2 separate regions of the Homo sapiens genome follow, and region 1 is linked to region 2. The links are chromatin contacts, found by Hi-C or POLR2A ChIA-PET in ENCODE. All regions are on one chromosome and are shown on one strand. Each heading gives the region's core, a stretch centred on a gene start or an enhancer-like site at or near the end of the contact. The rest is flanking DNA. Distances are from core to core; before and after follow the strand shown.

Region 1 (5,270 bases), core at 751-3,250, 57 kb after region 2:
CCCTCAGGCCCTCAGCAGCCCAGAGCCCTAGCGTAGTTTCCCCACCCATCCCAGGCCCCACGGGCAACCACTTTGTCAAATTCTCTCTTCTGGTGCTCTTTAAAGGAGCAATGCGCCATGGTGAGGCATGCATCGTTTTAGAGTCAGGCCAACTCCAGGTCTGAATCCTAGCTCTGCTGCTCATATGACCTGAGTGACCTCGGGAAGCCTATTTCACCTCTCTGTGCCTCAGTTTTCTCATCCGTAAAATACAAAGGTGTTTCTCCTACTGCATATGATTGATGATTTTGTGAGAAACAGCCTGTGGTAAAAGAGACTGGCACATAGGAGATGCTTCACCACTGTCACCCACCCCCCACCTTCATCTCTCTGAGCAAAATTCACAAACTGGTACTTCCAATTTTCAAAGTTTATTCCCAAAATGCTTCATATCCAGTGTGGTTCTATAACCCTCATTAAAGCACAGTTCTATCTCCTGGCTGATTTTCACATTCTTCAAGTTTTTAATGTCTTCTCTAATATCTCCTTTAGGTCAATTTCCTACACAAATTAAATGCCTAAAGGAGCCAGGCAGGTGATGTGTATGGGTGAGATGGCCAGGTGGGGGAGTGGTGGGGACTGTGGCAAAGTAGACGTCACACCCCTCATCTGAAAAGTCAACATCTACTCAGTGCTAATCAGTGATTGCCATCTGGGCCCAGTATTGGCAGAGCTTCCAAATTTTTAAGAGAAGACAGAAGTCTGGATTTTTATTTTTCTGTAAAATTTTCTAATTTCTTAGAGGAAAATTTTTGTCAAAAAGGATTATGTTAAAGTTCCTGGCTGGGCACAGTGGCTCACATCTATAATTGCAGGACATTGGGAGGCCGAGGCAAAACAATCACTTGAGACCAGGAGTTTGAGGCCAGCCAGCCTGGGCAACATAGTGGGACCCCCATCTCTACAAAAAAATAAAAAAATTAGCCAGATGTGGCACACACCTTTAATCCCAGCTATTTGGGAGGCTGAGGTGGGAGGATCACTTGAGCCTGGGAGGTTGAGGCCACAATCACGCCACTGCACTCCAGCCTGGGCAACCAAGTGAGATCCTGTCTCAAATGAAATTCCCCAAATTCCCATATTATAGAGATACAAAATGAAATATTTGCAATGGAATGGTATCTCTGGATTTGCTTCCACATATTTGAGGGTGGGAAGGGAAGCAAGCGAGGGAGGGTATAGGATGAAGCAAGATAGGCCTGAATTGATCATTGTTGGAGCAGAGTGATGGGTGTGTGTTGTTGATGGTACAATTCTCTCTGCATGTTTGAATTTCCTATAATAACAAGTTAAACACTGTGCAGACCAAACAGAAAACACCCACCAGCCAAATTCAGCCTACTCGCCACTGCTTTCTGGTCTGTATTGTTGAGTTGTGTGACCACAAAGAACCCTGGGAAACCCATCCTAGCTCAGTGTACACACCTGGCATCGTGAAAGCCCCAGAAAATCTGGGATCTGATTCAGATAGACTCTGCTCCCCATGGATTTGAGGGGGGTGTCTTTTGTTGCCCCTCAGGTCAGGTCTGAACTCTGCCATTAAGTACTTTAGTGACCTCAAGCAAATCACAGCTTCTTTGTGTCTCTGACTTCTCTTTCTTGTCCCTGTCTACACCAGCGGTGTCGGGGAGGGAGAGTCAGCCTGATCCAGTTATGGACCAGCACGACCTAGGATTGGGAAGCCTGTTGTCCCTGAAACATGTCTGTGGAACATTTTTCCGCTTGCCTGTTTGTGGAGGCCTGTGATTCCCTCCAGAGCCTTTCATACTATCATGAGAGACAACACTGAAAATACACACCTTCCTGGAAAGCATGCGGCCTCCACTCAAGCGTATTCACAGCACAGCATCCAGAATTGAAGGCAGAGCGTGATGGACATGGGCTCGCAAGTACACACAAGGCTTAATTAAGGAAGCCAGGAGGGAGAAACAGGAAGTACAGATCATGGGGGTGGGACAGGACAGGCTAATCTCCAAGGCAACAAGTTCCCCAAAAAAGTTCTGTGAAGTGTCAAAATGTCTTAAATGGCACCCTCAAATTCTGAAAAACAAGATTATTTTATTTTAGTTTGAGATTGGTTCTCACTCTGTTGCCCAGGCTGCAGTGCAGTGAGGGGTGTGATCCTGGTTCATTGCAGCCACCACCTCCTGGGCTCAAGTGAGCCTCCCACGTCAGCCTCCCGAATAGCTGGGACCAAATAGGTACATGCCACCATGCCTCACTAATTTTTAAGTTTTTTGAAAAGACAGGTTCTTGATATGTTGCCAGAGCTGGTCATGAACACCTGGGCTGAAGTGATCCTTCTGTCTCAGCCTCCCAAAGGGCTAGGATTTCAGGTATGAACCACCATGCCTGGCCTGAAAAATGAGATTTTAAATAGAAAGTTATCCTACAAACAAGGTTATAGGATTATATAGGTTGCAGCATTATAATACAAAAGATTATAAAGCAAAGCATTGGAAAGAGCTTAAAAGTCTTCCAACAGGAAAAAAGTGAAATAAATTAGGGTATTTCCATATAATAGGTTCTGTGTAACCTTAAAAAGAAAAGAAAAAGAGGAAGATGGAACTGAGCACTGATATGGAATGATGCCACTTGTATAAAAAGTGGGTGGGGGGAGGCTATGGACTTGCATTTATTTATTTATAGATAAAATATCTCTGGAAGGATTTTCAAGAAACTTATAACACTGGTTATCAGTGGGCCACCCCCCAGAAACATCCACATTCAAATCCCCAGAAACTGTGAATACGTTGTAGAAGGGACTTTGTAGATGTGATTAAATCAATAATTTTGGCATGGGGAGATTGTCCTGGATTATACAGGTGGTCCCAATGTGATCACAAGGATCCTATAAAAGGGAGGCGGGAGAATGAGTCCTGCAGATGTGACAACAGAAGCAAGAAGAAGCTGGTTTTGGTTTTTTGTTTGTTTGTTTTGTGTTTTTTTTTTTTTTTTTTTGAGACAGGATCTCACTCTGTCACCCAAGCTGGAGTGCAGTGGTGTGATCTCAGCTCTCTGCAGCCTCCACTTCCCCAGGCTCACGTGATTCCCCCCACCTCAGCCTCCCAAGTAGCTGGGACTACAGGCATGCACCACTATGCTCGTCTAATTTTTTTCTATTTTTTTGTAGAGACACGGTCTCACTTTCTTGCCCAGACTGGTCTCCAACTCCTGGACTAAAGAGATCCTCCTGTCTTGGCTTCCCAAAGTGCTTGGATTACAGGCATGAGTCAATGTGCCTGGACAAAGCTGACAGTTTTAAAGATGGCAGGAGGGCCCATAAGCCAAGGCATGCATGTAGCTTCTAGAAGCTGCAAAAGGAAAGGAAACAGATTCTTTCCCCTGGAGCCTCCAGAAGGAAACAAACTTGCTGACACATTGACCTTTTAACATCTGACCTCCAGAATCATTAAGAGTATAAATTTGTTGTTTTAAGATTGGCCAGCCAAGGCTGCTGTGAAATTCAGATCTGTGTGTCCAGGAAACCCAGGAAAACAACTGGACTCACTTTTGCTCCGTAGGGTTCAGGAGGACGGATTTTTGCACTGGATTTATGGCCCCATGGGCTCCCCTCCCAGCTCCGTACACTAGCAATTCAGACATTGGCCAAGTTGCTTGACCTGCCTGTGCCCCACTTCCCTCCTCTGAACGGCAGGATGGTAACACTACGTGGCAGAGTTCTGGAGAGGACTGGGTGCGATGCCGTGTGCTGAGTCCCTGGCTCGTGTCAGCCTTGGCAGTGCAGCTCTTTGCATGGAATGAATCAATCCCTCTGCTGAGTCAGAACTTGCTCTCTGTTCTTGGTTGTGCCCAGAGACTGGGAACTTTCCCTCTTCTTCCTATTTGGAAGTCTAGAAAGCAGAGCTGAGCCCTGCGGACCAGAATGTGGGCAGCCTTGTTCTGGACTCAGCATCACCAGAGGACACCCAGGCTTGCCCCGACAGTGGGGAGCTCAGCCTGGCTGGCCAAGACTGCCTGCCAGCCAGAGCCAGTATGTGGCTCTTAGCCAAAGTGTCCCACTGCCTCAGAGGCTCCACGGTCCTGCTGGCCACCTTCCATGACACTTTGATTTTAGCCTTCTGACCTCCAACACTATAAGAACAAATGTGTTGTTTTAAGGTTGGCCAGCTAAGGCTGCTGTGGCATCTGGATCCATGTGTGTCCATGAGAGTGCACGACACTGCACTCCAGCCTGGGCAATAGAGCAAGACTCTGGCTAAAAAAAATTTAAAAATTAAAAAAAATAAGAAAAACTGCTTGGTGAGTTTTAATACAGTCAAATATCTACTTCTATTGGCTGGCTTTTCTACTTCTAAAAAATTACCCAAGAGAAAGGAAAACATATGTGCCTGTTTTTAACAGCTTTACTCATCATTGTCCCAGGCTGGAAACAGTGCAAATGTTCACCAAAGGAGAAGGGAGAATGAATTGTGGTTTTCATACAACTGAGTGGCCCTCAGCAATAAAAAGGAGCTAGGCCACAGGAAACATCAATGGGCCTCGCAACTGAGCAGAAGAAGCCAGATCCAAACAGACACATGCTGTGAAAATTCCATTCAAGTCAAGTTGAACAACAGGCCAGAATGGCATTACCCTTGGGGGTCTCTGACTGGGACGGGCACGAAGGAGTCTTCGAGAGCCTGGAAATGTTCTGGATCTGGTTCTGGGTGGTGGTCACACAGGTGTTTACATCCATTAACAACAGGCTGAGGCTGGGTGCAGCAGCTGACACCTGTAATTGAGCACTTTGGGAGACTGAGGCAGGAGAATTGCTTGAGCCCAGGAGTTCGAGACCAGCCTGGGCAGCATAATGAGACATCATCCCTACTAAAAATCAAAAAAATTAGTGGGGCATGGTGGTGCATGCCTGTAGTCCCAGCTACAGGGAGACTGAGGCAGGAAGATTGCTTCAGCCTGGGAGGTTGAGGCCATAGTGAGCTATGATTGTACCAGTGCACTCCAGGTTGGGTGACAGAGCAAGACCCTGCCTCATAACAAAACAAAACTCAACAGAAAACCAGGATCTGTACATTTTACTCTACCTAGACAATATCTCCATAAAATACTGCTAAAAGAAAAAAATCTCCCAGGGCCCAAGGAGACACAGGCACAGCTCAGAGTTCTAGCAAATCAACACGTTAGCATTAACTTGAGCCTTGGAGGTGAGTCACAGGTAAGCAGCCCACTAGTGAGTCCAGCCCATAAAGGAGGGCCCTCTGCTCCACACC
Region 2 (4,883 bases), core at 378-2,877:
CACTACAGATATCACTCTGTACTATAATTATCCATTTATTTTTCTAGGCCTTGCACTCCCTAAGGCCAGGATTCTGACTCTTTCCCTGAGTGCTGTTTACCTGAACTGAACCGGCATGAACCACCACGCCCGGCCATCTTGTCACTTTCTAAAATGCATTGCTCTTCGTGGCAGATGCTCCATAAGCCAGAGCTCTAAGCCGCAGCATTGAGCCGCAGCATTGAGCTGAAGCCTGAAGGGAAGATGGCTTTGATATGTTAAAACTCATTCCAGTTTACTCCTATTTTTCATTCATTCATCCACACATTCACTCAACAAAGATCCTTGAGCTCTGATATCCATGTCTTTTTTGTGGCTCTTAGTTTATCTTTGACAAAGTTAATATATTATGCTGAATTTAACTTGGGAAAGACAAGAAGGAAATGAGTGGACAGTGGTAGCAAAGTGTTGGGACGGTGAGATCAAGGGTGACTTTTTTTCCCTTTGCTTCTCAACTTCTCCCTAATGTAGTTGTTATTTTACTTTTATGATGGAAAAATGCATATGTATGGGAATACTGTATTTCAGGCATTATAAGGAATGAAATTATAGGCCGGGCATGGTGGCTAACCCTTGTAATCCTAGCACTTTGAGAGGCTGAAGTGGGCAGATCACTTGAGCTTCAGAGTTCGAGACCAGCATGGACAACATGGTGAAACCCAGTCTCTACCAAAAACACAAAAATATTAGCTGGGTGTGGTGGTGCATGCCTGTAGTCCCAGCTACTCAGGAGGCTGAGGTGGGAGGATCGCTTGAGCCTGGGAGGCAGAAGTTGCAATGAGCAGAGATCGTGCCACTCCGCTCCAGTCTTGGTGACAGAATGAGACTCCATCTCAAAAATAAATAAATAAATAAAATAAATGAAATGAAATTATAAGAAATTACCACTTTTTCATGTAAGAAGTGATCATTTCCATTATAAGGGAAGGAATTTAATCCTACCTGCCATTCCACCAAAGCTTACCTAGTGCTAAAGGATGAGGTGTTAGTAAGACCAACATCTCAGAGGCCTCTCTGTGCCAATAGCCTTCCTTCCTTTCCCTTCCAAAAACCTCAAGTGACTAGTTCAGAGGCCTGTCTGGAATAATGGCATCATCTAATATCACTGGCCTTCTGGAACCTGGGCATTTTCCAGTGTGTTCCATACTGTCAATATTCCCCCAGCTTCCTGGACTCCTGTCACAAGCTGGAAAAGTGAGAGGATGGACAGGGATTAACCAGAGAGCTCCCTGCTGAGGAAAAAATCTCCCAGATGCTGAAAGTGAGGCCATGTGGCTTGGCCAAATAAAACCTGGCTCCGTGGTGCCTCTATCTTAGCAGCCACCCTGCTGATGAACTGCCACCTTGGACTTGGGACCAGAAAGAGGTGGGTTGGGTGAAGAGGCACCACACAGAGTGATGTAACAGCAAGATCAGGTCACCCACAGGCCCTGGCAGTCACAGTCATAAATTAGCTAACTGTACACAAGCTGGGGACACTCCCTTTGGAAACCAAAAAAAAAAAAAAAAAAAAGAGACCTTTATGCAAAAACAACTCTCTGGATGGCATGGGGTGAGTATAAATACTTCTTGGCTGCCAGTGTGTTCATAACTTTGTAGCGAGTCGAAAACTGAGGCTCCGGCCGCAGAGAACTCAGCCTCATTCCTGCTTTAAAATCTCTCGGCCACCTTTGATGAGGGGACTGGGCAGTTCTAGACAGTCCCGAAGTTCTCAAGGCACAGGTCTCTTCCTGGTTTGACTGTCCTTACCCCGGGGAGGCAGTGCAGCCAGCTGCAAGGTGAGTTGCCTTCATTTCTGGGGAAGCGGCTGTTTTGAGAGGGTTTTGTTTCTTCCTCTTTGAGAAGGCTCAGAAAATTGTGGGAATTTTCTGCCTACAGAGAGAAGGTGTTGGAAAGTCTAGGTAAAAAAATGCCGACATGAGGTTTGGTCATTTGAACATGGCATCTTGGTCAGATTTCTTTTCTGCAAATATTAGCTGTGGTTGTTACATGACAAGGAAAAACTTTCTGAAAAGTTCAAAATGGGAGTTTGTATCTGCTAAGAATTTTTTTTAACAGAGATTATCTTATCAGTCCTTATAACATGTAACCTCCCCACAAATCCTGGTAAGATGGATATATTAAACCCATTTTATGGATGAATAAATGAGTTTCAGTTAAATAACTTGATCCAGGACACATAACTGGTAGAGCTAGGATTCCAGGATTTGAACCCAGGTCTATGGGGCTATAAGTTCTTTTCTTTCTTTCCCTCTTTCCTTCCTTTCCTTCCTGTCCTTTCCTCCCTTCCCCTCCCTTCCCTTCCCTTTCTTTCTTTTTTTTTTTTGGAAACAGCCTTGACTGCCCAGCCTCAAGCAATCCTTCTGCCTCAGCCTCCCGAGTAGCTGGGACTACAGGCACAAGACACCATGCCTGCCTGGCTAATTTTTCAATTTTTTGTAGTCAAGGTCTCCCTATGTTGCCCAGGCTGAACTCGAACTCTTGGACTCAAGCGATCCTCCTGCCTCGGTCTCCCGAAATGCTGGGATTACAGGCGTGAGCCACTGCACTTGGCCTAAAATTCTTACATGGACTATATTCACTACACTGTCTTCTAAAGACAGAGTTTTTGCCTCTTTGATCTTCCTCTTGTCTGTTTCAAAGGAGATGATCTCAGATTTCGAGGGATGAGTGCATTTTTCACAAATATTTCCTCCCCACATAATAAAAGAGGAGCAAGTAATAATGCTGAGTTAGAACAACAACTGCAAAATCTTTAAAAGAAAGGTAGCTACAGCTTGAGTGCTTTCCCCAGTAATAGACCTAAAACTACAGTTGATAATGAGAGCTGCTGGGAAGTGTCTTTCAGGGTCAGGCAAAGGCACCCCTGTTTCAACGACCTCCGGGCTCTTCCTCACCCTGCCTGTGGCCAGTGATGAAGCCTGGCTGGGTCTGGTGGGCCAGCAGGTCCCGCTAAGGAGGCTCATGGTGCATACAGTTTGTCCTTGTTAAGTGGCGATGGGGATGGGGGGGTTCATTGTTTTTCCTTAAGATTATTAGGTGGCTTTACAGAATTGAAGTCTGTGTCCGAAGGCTCCCCATTCCAACCCCGAAATAGAGACAGAGGTTGCAAAGCATTGATGAAGGGGCTCATGCTGGCGTTCATATCGATTCCCCAGTGAGCCAACCCCACTGAGAAGCCCTGTTCTGTAAACTCTTCTTCAACCTTCCCTCACCTCTGCTTCCCTTCTTCAGCCCCACAGTGAAGAACATCTGAGCTCAAATCCAGATAAGTGACATAAGTGACCTGCTTTGTAAAGCCATAGAGATGGCCTGTCCTTGGAAATTTCTGTTCAAGACCAAATTCCACCAGTATGCAATGAATGGGGAAAAAGACATCAACAACAATGTGGAGAAAGCCCCCTGTGCCACCTCCAGGTGAGTTTTCCCTGGGGGAACCTCCTGCTTGTCTCCTTGGGCACCCATGCCCTGTCGGCACCGATGACTCAGAATTCCTCTCTCTGCTCCTCCTCTCTCACCTGAGGTCTGATCTCCTCATTGCTTCTTGAAAGTCCCTGTTGGAATTCAATGCAGCCGCTGATTATTGGGCACCTCGCTGTGCCTGACGGTATGTGAAGAAGGAAGGGACATGGTGCGGGGCTGGCCCTGAAGAAGCTTGGAATCTTTGGGGAAGAATATGGGAAGGAGCTTGGCCTGAGAATGGGAGGCAGTAGAGCCTCGTGGTGGGCACCATGGCGGAGGGGTGGGGGTGGAGGGTCAGCATCCTGGCCTGCGTCCATTCCAATTCACCGCTTGCTAGATGCTTTGAATATCATCCTGGTGAAGGGCATCAGGATGTTAGACAAACTAGTTCCAAGCCCTGTGCTGGCCGCACTAGTTGCCGGGTGCTGCCTCTAGCCAGCTGTGTGACGCAGGGTAAGTTAACCTCTCTGAAACTTAGTGCTCACCTGTGGTATGAGGAACCCAAGGGGGCCCTCACCATAGTGTGCTGAGGATGAAATGAGATCTACAGCACTCAGCACTGTGCCCACACAGAACAGACACTTAGTCCACATCAGGGTTCATCACCATCTACTGAGTACCTGCCCTTGCCAGAGCTACACAGGCCACTTGACAGACTTTGCATCTCAACTGATCTCTGTGGCGGCTCTTTGAAGTTCATATGATTGACTCATTTCACAGATAAGGAAATAGAAGCTCTAATAGGATTATGACTTCCCCCAGCCTGAATGACCGGTAATTACAGAGTTTACAGAGTTGGAACTTGAGCCCAGATTTGGATTCTTCATGTCCCTCCTCCCCGGGCCCATCCTTCCTCCCAGGGCAGAACCAAGAGAATGAGTCAGTTAATGAACAAGTCAAGGGACAGGCTTGAGGCTCGCTCAGGTGGAAAGACAAAGCAATCTGCAATAACGCAATAGTGCAACTGAAACCAAAGCCCCCATCTACACAAGACCACCACATAGCCACACAACCCCACCGCCCCAGAGGAGCCTTTCCCATGGACTACAAAGGGTAGGGCGCCCCCTGGATGTGTACAGCATGACGGCCCTGAGTGTATCTGTCAGAGGCGGCAAAAAATGCCAGTGGCTAAGAGGATGGGCTTGGGGATGAGCAAGTGGCTTTGCCACTCAGTAGCCCTGTAACCTTTGGCAAGTCCCCTAGCCTCTGAGCCTCAATTTCCTCCTCTATAAGAAGAGGGTAACAATGGTGATTTCCTGGAGTTGGAGGAAGGAGTAAATGAGCTTTCCCATGTGAGCAACTTAGCACAGGGCCTGGCCTGGAGTAAGTGCTCAGCAAATGGCACTGTTGGCATTGCTATCATTAGCGGTGGTGTTGGCAGT

What was found. Hi-C counts contacts between places; a loop is a spot of excess contacts on that map. ChIA-PET counts read pairs that join two places held with the same protein, here RNA polymerase II (POLR2A).
Region 1: a loop to region 2 is called in a map of HAP-1, with 2.3 times the contacts of the local background. The contact joins the enhancer-like site here to the promoter of NOS2 in region 2. A Hi-C loop is called at or near these places in 3 of 168 maps with a recorded cell type or tissue (HAP-1, Right ventricle myocardium superior and ovary). POLR2A ChIA-PET finds 5 or more read pairs at or near these places in 1 of 52 experiments (activated CD4-positive, alpha-beta T cell).

What each region holds. Positions count from the first base shown.
Region 1 is chr17:27,740,186-27,745,455 of GRCh38, reverse strand. No RefSeq gene overlaps it. Among named protein-coding and RNA genes, the nearest start is that of NOS2, 58 kb to the left of the region's middle. RefSeq lists an enhancer at 1-17. Within about 2 kb of position 2,000, at least 2 of the 41 ENCODE cell types and tissues checked have a DNase peak (open chromatin) inside an H3K27ac peak, as active enhancers do.
Region 2 is chr17:27,797,273-27,802,155 of GRCh38, reverse strand. It overlaps NOS2 (nitric oxide synthase 2), which reads left to right and starts at 1,627. Exons shown (of 27, transcript NM_000625.4): 1 at 1,627-1,817; 2 at 3,274-3,456. The coding sequence starts at 3,347. RefSeq lists a cis regulatory region at 1,090-1,112, an enhancer at 1,425-1,453 and promoters at 1-1,663, 1,422-1,714, 597-1,714, 1-1,794.